Regions from separate parts of the Homo sapiens genome. Here all the other regions are linked to region 3. Evidence: chromatin contacts called from ENCODE Hi-C or POLR2A ChIA-PET data. All regions are on one chromosome and are shown on one strand. The core of a region is the stretch at or near the end of the contact, and the rest is flanking DNA. Distances in the headings are between cores, read along the strand shown. Region 1 holds the start of SASH1 (SAM and SH3 domain containing 1). Region 2 overlaps STXBP5-AS1 (STXBP5 antisense RNA 1). Region 3 holds the start of SAMD5 (sterile alpha motif domain containing 5).

What was found. Hi-C counts contacts between places; a loop is a spot of excess contacts on that map. ChIA-PET counts read pairs that join two places held with the same protein, here RNA polymerase II (POLR2A). Pooled maps may share reads with other maps.
Region 1: a loop to region 3 is called in a map of endothelial cell of umbilical vein, with 9 times the contacts of the local background. The contact joins the promoter of SASH1 here to the promoter of SAMD5 in region 3. A Hi-C loop is called at or near these places in 1 of 168 maps with a recorded cell type or tissue (endothelial cell of umbilical vein), 5 of 37 single-sample maps with no recorded cell type and 12 of 50 pooled maps.
Region 2: a map of PC-9 shows a loop between it and region 3 (16-fold over the local background). The contact joins the enhancer-like site here to the promoter of SAMD5 in region 3. A Hi-C loop is called at or near these places in 3 of 168 maps with a recorded cell type or tissue (K562, MCF 10A and PC-9) and 6 of 50 pooled maps. POLR2A ChIA-PET finds 5 or more read pairs at or near these places in 1 of 52 experiments (endothelial cell of umbilical vein).

The regions. Positions count from the first base shown.
Region 1 is chr6:148,341,515-148,344,214 of GRCh38, reverse strand. SASH1 (SAM and SH3 domain containing 1) reads right to left here and starts at 1,377. Exons shown (of 20, transcript NM_015278.5): 1 at 992-1,377. The coding sequence starts at 1,147. RefSeq lists an enhancer at 2,151-2,700.
Region 2 is chr6:146,904,228-146,906,927 of GRCh38, reverse strand. All of the region lies in intron 7 of STXBP5-AS1 (STXBP5 antisense RNA 1), which reads left to right. Among named protein-coding and RNA genes, the nearest start is that of LUADT1, 250 kb to the left of the region's middle. Within about 2 kb of position 1,360, at least 3 of the 41 ENCODE cell types and tissues checked have a DNase peak (open chromatin) inside an H3K27ac peak, as active enhancers do.
Region 3 is chr6:147,507,273-147,509,972 of GRCh38, reverse strand. SAMD5 (sterile alpha motif domain containing 5) reads right to left here and starts at 1,283. Exons shown (of 2, transcript NM_001030060.3): 1 at 586-1,283. The coding sequence starts at 1,044.

The sequences.
Region 1 (2,700 bases), core at 128-2,627, 830 kb before region 3:
GATCATGTAAACAGTCAATTGGAGAGCTGGCATTTGACCTAGTATAACTTACTTTGAAGCCCAAGAGTTTAATCACTGTGCTAAAAACTGTACACGGTTTATCATTCCCAAAGAAGAACTTTCACTCCATCTCCTCCCACTCAAAAAATATAAGATCTCAAAGCAAATCTAGAGACTTTTCTGATAATCTGCACATCTGGCCATTCCAAGTCTTTAAACTAAAGTTGTCTTTTATGTATGGATTAAGATGTCTGACTGTAATAAACCTCGCCCATCTGATTCCAGTCTACCTGCCTAACTACAGCTCCACCAAAGCAAATCTATTACTTCCCCAAGGTATTCAACCCTGAGCAGGTTAAAACTTCACCCTCCATACAGAAGAACTGCTTCCCAGAGACTATGCCAAATCCAGGGGCGCTTTTAGTCACTGGACATTTCAAAATACATGACAGCACAGATTTAGCAAAATAAGTCCTATTGTTTTAGCCCCAAACATATAAAACAAATATCCTGTAACTCCACAAATTGAAAAACTGCAAAAAAAAGTAGGCAAACATTTTGGCAGTTCTGAGTAAGGAAATGTTTGTTTTCCCTCTTGTGGTCACACAACAAATGGTGAAGAGATAAACATCAGTAACATCAGCCTTTTCCCTAATCCAGCACCAACCAAATATTTATTTACATCTACTTTTTGAAGGCCTCTTTCTCGCCTTTTCCACACCAACATGTCAGCAGGTGTCCCAGATTAAACTGTTGAATATCATACCCGATTGTTTAAAAAACACCTTTTGACGGGACCTGTGGCTGGTTATTTTTTAATTAGGGTTTGAAATCCTATACTGTGTGTATTTAGCCCCCTAAGAACTAGAGCCAGAGAAGGACGCCTCTGCGGAGTGGGTTGCCCAGTGGGTGGGCGAGAAGGGAGCCCCCGGTTTCAGAGGGGCTGCTGCGAACTGTACTTCCTGCGCCGCCCCCTCCCCAGGTAACTTACCAGGATACCCATCACGTCGGTCCAGAGTCGGGAGAACGCCTCGGATGTGCCAGCACCCGGCTTGGGCTCCGGTTCCGGCTCCGGCGCGGGCTCGGGCTCCGGCTCGGGCTCGGGCTCAGGCTCCGGCCCCGGGCCAGCTGCTCCCGCGTCCTCCATGGCCGTGTCCCGCGCGCGGGCCGTGCGTCCCAGTCCCCGCGGCGCCCTCGCCCCGCACCCGCGCGCAGCCTGCCCGGATGCCGGGTCCCCGCCCGCGGCGTCACCGAGCCGCGCCCCCGCGCTGCATGCCCCGGCGGCCCCGGCCACCCCGCGGGGGCCCTTCGCAGGCGCCCGCACCTCGGGTCTAGGTGGCCACGGGCTGCGCGACTGACAACTCCAGAAACTTTCCCACCCCGCTCGGCGCAGCAACAGGGTAGCAGGAGGCAAAGTCCGCACCACTGAGTTGTACGGCGGGGAATTCGCTCGGCCCAGAAGCAATTAAACCCACTGCAAAGGCGTTTCTTCCTGTGACGGGAACCAACTAACTAAGGCACGCGACTCGTTCCTTCTAGCAAGTCTTGGCAGGACCCGGCAGGGGTGGCCGCGGAGCCTCTAGATCTTGGAGGGAGCTCCCCGGGACCCCTCTCTTCAAAATGAGCTCTTCCAGCTCCACATGACTCTCTCCCTCGAGGCTAAAGAAAGCGTTTAGCAACAAAAGGTGCTCTGATGTCAGGCTCTTTGCATGGAAATGAGCCTCGGACAGGAGAACAAATCGCCTGTTGAAAGAGCAGCCGCGCCGCGGTCTCCGGCCCGCACAAGTTTCCAATCACGCTATTCACGGAAACGCTTTTGGTAACGGAAACCCGAGAAAGTTAATCTTTAAGCGACTCCCGCCCAAAGGCTTCACAAGTAGTCCGTGTCGCTACAATGCATACCTCGCCCCTCGTGAAGTCAAGCGACCCAAGGAATTACAAATCCTGCCTCTGCCAGCCAAGACTTCTCTGCAAAACAAGTGTGAAAGCTTGGGCACGAGCCATTGTTTGGATCATTTTTTATGAGTGGGGGCATTTTGGCTCCTGAATGCCCACAATGCCATGCATTGCTAGGGCTTTCGGCTAATTAAGGGAAATGCGCTTTGGGTTTTAATTATTCCTTTACATTAGGGACACAGGGAAGGGCTATTTTCGAAACTAAATTCAAATGATTGTGTAGCCAGTCAGCCTACACACACTTGGGGCCCTGTGTGTGTTTTTCCAAGGGGAAGCCCCAGGACAGATTTATTTTATAAGGGAACTAGCCCTGGAGAGGTGATTTTTCCCTTTTGTGATTCTATCTTTCAAGACTACTCAGAGTTTTCCTTGGAAGGTGACAATGCACGTCACATTCGATTTGGTGATTGATCACTTTTGAAACAGTTAAGAAACCACATGGAGTTTGCTCCTCTGTTAGGGCCTTGTGGTTTAAAAGGAAAAAAAAAAGTGAGATGCCCCAGGGAGAGAGCCCTGCTTGTTTTGAGGCCTCTCCTGTTTCTTGTTGATTGTGGGGTTTTTTTTGTTTGTTTGTTTGTTTTGTTTTGTTTTGTTTTGTTTTCCTTCTGAGTCCACTTGAAAGGGGATAAGAGCATGTCCTTGAATTCCCCTTGTTCAAGTATTAAGTGCTGTGAGCACCAATCAATGCAATGGGTGAATAGTCCTTACAGGAAAGTTCAAAATGTAAAAACATTTTCAAAAGTA
Region 2 (2,700 bases), core at 111-2,610, 600 kb after region 3:
AATAAGTTTTTAAAAATATCCTTAATTGTTCATGGCCAGAGGAGATGAAATTGCCAGAATAAGGATGACATGGAACACCCAGGGGTAGACTAGGAGGGATGTAAATGTGAAGATACCAAGAGATGGCATCCTTGTATCTCCATCAGTGCCTGTCATCACAGAGCTACCTTAAACGATCACATAACCTAAGGAAAATGAGTGGGCTTAGTATGTAAATGCAACTTTAAGACAATCCCCAGCTTTTCTTCCAACATATTGCAGTCCCTGAGCCCATAGCGTAATAGAAATTCTGGAAGCTAGCATCTTCTAATCCAATAAAGCTCAATAGTAATAACAAAAACCTCTAAAGAAGTCGTATCTCAAGCTTGAAATAACTTGTAACCTCCTCATCTCTTTTTCTGTATTGTTACTGAGTAGCAATCTTGAATTCAAGCAATTAAAAAGTGGAAAATATTTGTAATATTCCTATATCAATAACACTGGTTAAACACTTTATATATATATATATATATATATATATATATATAAAATACACTTACATGAAGTGCATAATTTAGCACTTACTATAGACCAGATTCTTAATTTTGTGCATTACCTCACTTGTTTCTCAAAGCAGCACTGTGTGAAGTAGATACAATTCTTTTACCCATGTTAGTAGTTGAGAAAACAATCTCAGAGAGCAGAAATGACTTGCTGCAAGTTATACCATGAGTGACAGAGCTGAGAGGTTAGCACAGTCTCTCTGACAGGAACACCCTAGCTTATAACCACCATGTAACACTGCCAAAACAGTAAGGAGGTATTTGAGTTTTCAGGGTCTGCACACATATGCAGTTGATGGCTGTTGGGAAACTAAATATGAAAATAGCTTGGCTTATGCAGTACAGAAAAATGTTTATTCTATTTCCTAGGATGTAGGCTGGTGGCAGAAAGTAGACCCTGGAGAACAGGAGCACTTGGTTTCAAATAAAATACCTGCATTAAATATTCAGCTTTCCTGCACCTTTATGTGAGTACAGTACCAGAGGAATGGGCAAACTGGCAATGGCTCAGCCTTGGTATAAACAAATCTCTGCACTGGCCCCACTGAAGGCCTGATACTTTATCAACTGGTGAGACCCAGAAGGGGTACCAGGAACACACAGTTTCCCCAGGGCCACTGCTGCAGCCTCCCTGGTTAGATCGTGGTGCCAATCAGGCCTCCAGGTTGATAGGAATTGATGTGGATTAGTTTCACAAAGCTGCCTCTCTTTAGCCCCAGTCAAATGCAGCTGTCCAGGTAAACCTAATGCCAGCAATGGTCAGATAGGCATCTTTGTGGTTGCTTGGATAATAGGTATGTTTATTTCCTCTGTGATGTCTGGGCAAGTGCCAAGGTTCAGGCCTCTGGCTAAGGAAGCAGAGGGACTCAATGGGAAATTGCCAGAGGGCTGACTCTAGCTGAACATTTTTGCCAGCAGCTATTTGATCATTCTAAAGATAAAGAGGACAAGGAAGAGCCAAATTCATTTTGCAACTGGAGTCCTCTGGGTGTTCAGTCTCTTTGTAATATACTGTTAATGTGATTAAAATGGAAGCATTTAGACTTAAATGGTTGTTGGAATAAATTAGGGACATCAAAATTGGCAGAGTTTAGGTTTTGAAGAACTCAATTCTGTCAGCTCTCCATGAAAGTTAATCACTCCAATATTAAGCTATTTTTTTCATGATGTGAAATTTGGCAGTGAACAAAATCAACAGGGTCACAGCTTCAAAGAGGAATCCACTACATTTTGGCAGAGAAATGTGCCTAAGAATGCCTCTTTTAAAGGACTTAAGAGGAAGCATCTATTAATCAGAGGGGGTAGAAGAGGTGTGTGTGTGCATACATGTACCCAGTATCTGAGAGCCAGTCGGTGAAACTGATTTTTTAATGTAATCTGCTGTCTTCAAACACTTTTCCATTGGTCTTCAAAAATAAAAAGAAGCAAAAATTCAAATAGCAAAAACACCTCTAAATGTACATGTGACACAGACATACGCATACATGTATATAAACACATATACGCAGACAGGTAGCACGTGAAGAATAAGATGGTGAGAGATGTGTATATATTTATATGCACGCATGCACATGTGCACACTGACATTTTGGTTGCCTGGGTAGCAAGCAGAAACAGAAAGCTTCTCAGAGTAGAGCTAGCCACTTCTTGAAGATCTGACATGTCTCAGGCAGTCGTGGGTAGCTCAGAGCAAAATCTTTGAAGAAAGCAAATTTGAATGTCTCTTTATGATCGTATTTATACCTCAGACTTTTTTTTTTTTTTTTAATCCTCAGACTCCTTAAGTCCATGGGGAAAGGGCTGCAAAATAGGAGTTTGGCTTTTTGGCCTATGAATTAATGACAGTTTCTGGATCAGCTATTTCCCAGAGAACAAATCTCTTATTTCCCTCAACACACACACACACACACACACACACACACACACACACGGATACAGAATATACACATGCACTCAACATTATCAGCTCTTCTGTATATGTGTGTCTAACACATTGTTAATGGTTTTCATTTTCAGTGTTTTAAGGATTTCCCTGAAGGTTATCCAAATAACAGCTTTGCAAAAAAATACATAAAAGGCCACGTTCAAATTGTCTTTTGAATGATGCCCTTGCTAGTCATGAAAATAAGCTCTTTCTCATACGCCCGGTGCAGTACTA
Region 3 (2,700 bases), core at 34-2,533:
ACTGACACGTGCTTCCTTCACTTTTCCTCTTAAAATGCTCATGTGAATGGTAAGCTTCTCAAATTTGCAGCAGCGCTGGGATTTTTTATGGAATTGAGAAAGGCAGGGCCTGACTTTCCACTCTTTAAAGAGTTCACCGATTTCCCTTAGGAGTTTCTCAAGACTCAAAAAAGGAAAAGAAAGAGAAAAAGGAAGGTAGAAAGCAATGTAGGTATTAACCATTTTTTCTGGTACTCTTCAAACCCAAAACTACTATAGAGGGCGTTAGGAATTCCCCCTGGCTACCAGGTGAAGCAGCGCGAGTCCGATTCCTGACAGGCGAGCACCAGAGAGGATGCGGAGTTTTGGTCGTTAGTTTAGAGATAACATCTGGATGCGGGGGCTTGTCTTACCAACCACTGGAGACACCAGGAAGGACGAAATAATGGGCTAATACAGAAAGAACATAGAAAAGGGTCCCAGATACCCAAAGCCTCCTGGCCTCTCCGTCGTCACCTGGAATGGGTTGCAAAGCCTTGGCACAGGCAGCTGGGCTGTGTCCCCTCCCGCCGCGCGCCCCGGGCCGCCCGGACGGCACCTCCTTACCTTGCGGGAGTACGGGGGCTTGCTCAGGTGGATGCCGTCACGGACGAGCTTATCCCTGATCATGATCTTCAGCTTCAGTTTGGGGTAGCTCACCAGCTCCCTGCTGCGGGGGGCGGTCGTGTGGCCGCGAGAGTCCCCGCGGGTGCCCTGGGCCGGGCCGCCGCACGGCTCCCCCCGGCGGCCGGTGGGGACGGCGTCGGCGGGCGGCCCGGGGGGCGCCGGCTGCGGCTCAAGCGTGAAGTAGAGGCCGGCGGCGTTGGCGTCCTGCTCCCGCAGCCGGCGCACGGCCTCCAGGATACGGCGGCGGTGCGCGGGCGCCAGCACCCCGATGGCATCCAGGTCCGGGTCCCCGATCTGCTTGCACACCTCCAGGTCATCGTAGCCGTTATCCACGAAGGACTCCGCGTACTGCGGAAGCTGCAGCGCTTTGAGCCACTCGTAAACTATGTTGGTGCACATGGTGGGACCGGGAACCCCGCCGCCGAGCACCTTCCCAGCGCCCAAATGGCACGGGCGGCACCAGTTCTTGGAACTTTTAATCCTCTCCTCCAAGGGGAAAAGGGTATCGCAGTAAAGTTTTCCTTTTAAAGGAAAGGCTCGGGCAGGAGACGGAAAACCATCAGAAGAAGCCTGAGGAAGGGAGAAGCGAACAAGCAGCAAAGTGAATTCCCCAAGCAGCAGCGGAGCTCGCAGGCACTGGCTGCTGGGCTGAGCAAGGCTCCGCGCCGCCCCTGGATGCGCCGCCGACGCTGCCGCCGCGGGGAGGGGCGCGCGACTGGCGCGGGAGGGGGCGGAGACGGGAGGGGCCGGGGCACACCCCTCGGACCTGCGCCGGGTCAGCGCTGCGCAGTGCCGCCCGCGAGTTTTCCCAGCCGGGACGGTCCGGCGGCTGCGCGCCGCATCTCGCGCTCTGGCAGCCGCCGCCGCCGCTGGCGCGCTCCGCGCCGCGAGGCGACTTCTCCACGCAGACCCGCGGCCGCTGGGAGCGCCTAGTCTTCGCGAGTGTCAGTCACTGTAGTCCTCCCGGCGGGAAGCCGGTGGCTTCTACGCTGCTGGGCTCCGTTGGCTGCCCTGGGTTGCTTTTCACATTTCTGTTTAATCTGACTCTTCTACCCGTGGAAGTCTGTGCTCACTTCTTCCCGACCCTGCCGGACTCCAGCTTCCGCGCCCGCTGGCAGCCCAAGGACACGTCCCGCCGCCCCACGGCGCTGGGGACGCTGCGGGGTTCAGTGTCCCTTCCTTCCGGATCCGCGTTTGAATCCCCCTTCCTCGGATCCCGTACGCAGCCCAGAGCCCGGCGATCTGACTTCTTCCGTGGGCGGCCACTCAGTGACCCGAGCGGCGGCGTTTTGGCCCGGAGGGTGGGCGCAACGTGGGGACCGCCCGGGTCCAGCCGGCTTGCGCGCCGCCCCTCCTCGCTGCAGCTGGGCACGTTGGGCGGCAGGAGAGGCTGCTGTCTTCCTGGCTCTCCCTTCCTAAGCTCCCGGGTCTGCGAAAGTTTGGGGTGGGTTGTACTTTCTCCTAGGTCAGTGTGTCCCACCCGGTACCCCACCCTCCTTTCTGCCCGGCCCCTCCCCCTCGTCGGCGCTATGCTTTCTCTCCGGGCCCCCCACCTAGTATACTGCACGGGCTCCCGGGGTGGCTTTGCCCCCGGGGACACTGCCAGGCGTTCGGTCCTGGAGCCCGGGAATCCGAGCCTATCCTCTCGCTCCCGCCCGGGGATCGCGTGAAAATCAATAGAGCACCACCCAGCTCGTGTTGGAAGGGACGCTCAGACATCTCCGCCCACGGCATTTTCCCTCTAGGAGGTAACAAAATCAATCGAGTTTCCCCATCATGCCAATGTCTGAGCAGCCTCTTGGGACTGGGGACTCGAGTGGCAGGTGGAACAGACCAAGCGCCTGGGCCCCATTTCCCGGTGTCTGACCTCTTCTTGGGACTAAGGGAAGTGAGGGACGGCGGGGGCAGGTACTGTCTCCTCTCTTTCCGCAGAAGGGCGATTCAGCTTCGCACCTGAGCTGTTTAAGGACCAGATCTGACCTTTTTTTCTGAAGATTGCCCGTGGGGCGTGCCAGTCTCTCGCCCGACCTTGGGAAGTGGACAAGGAGTGATTTC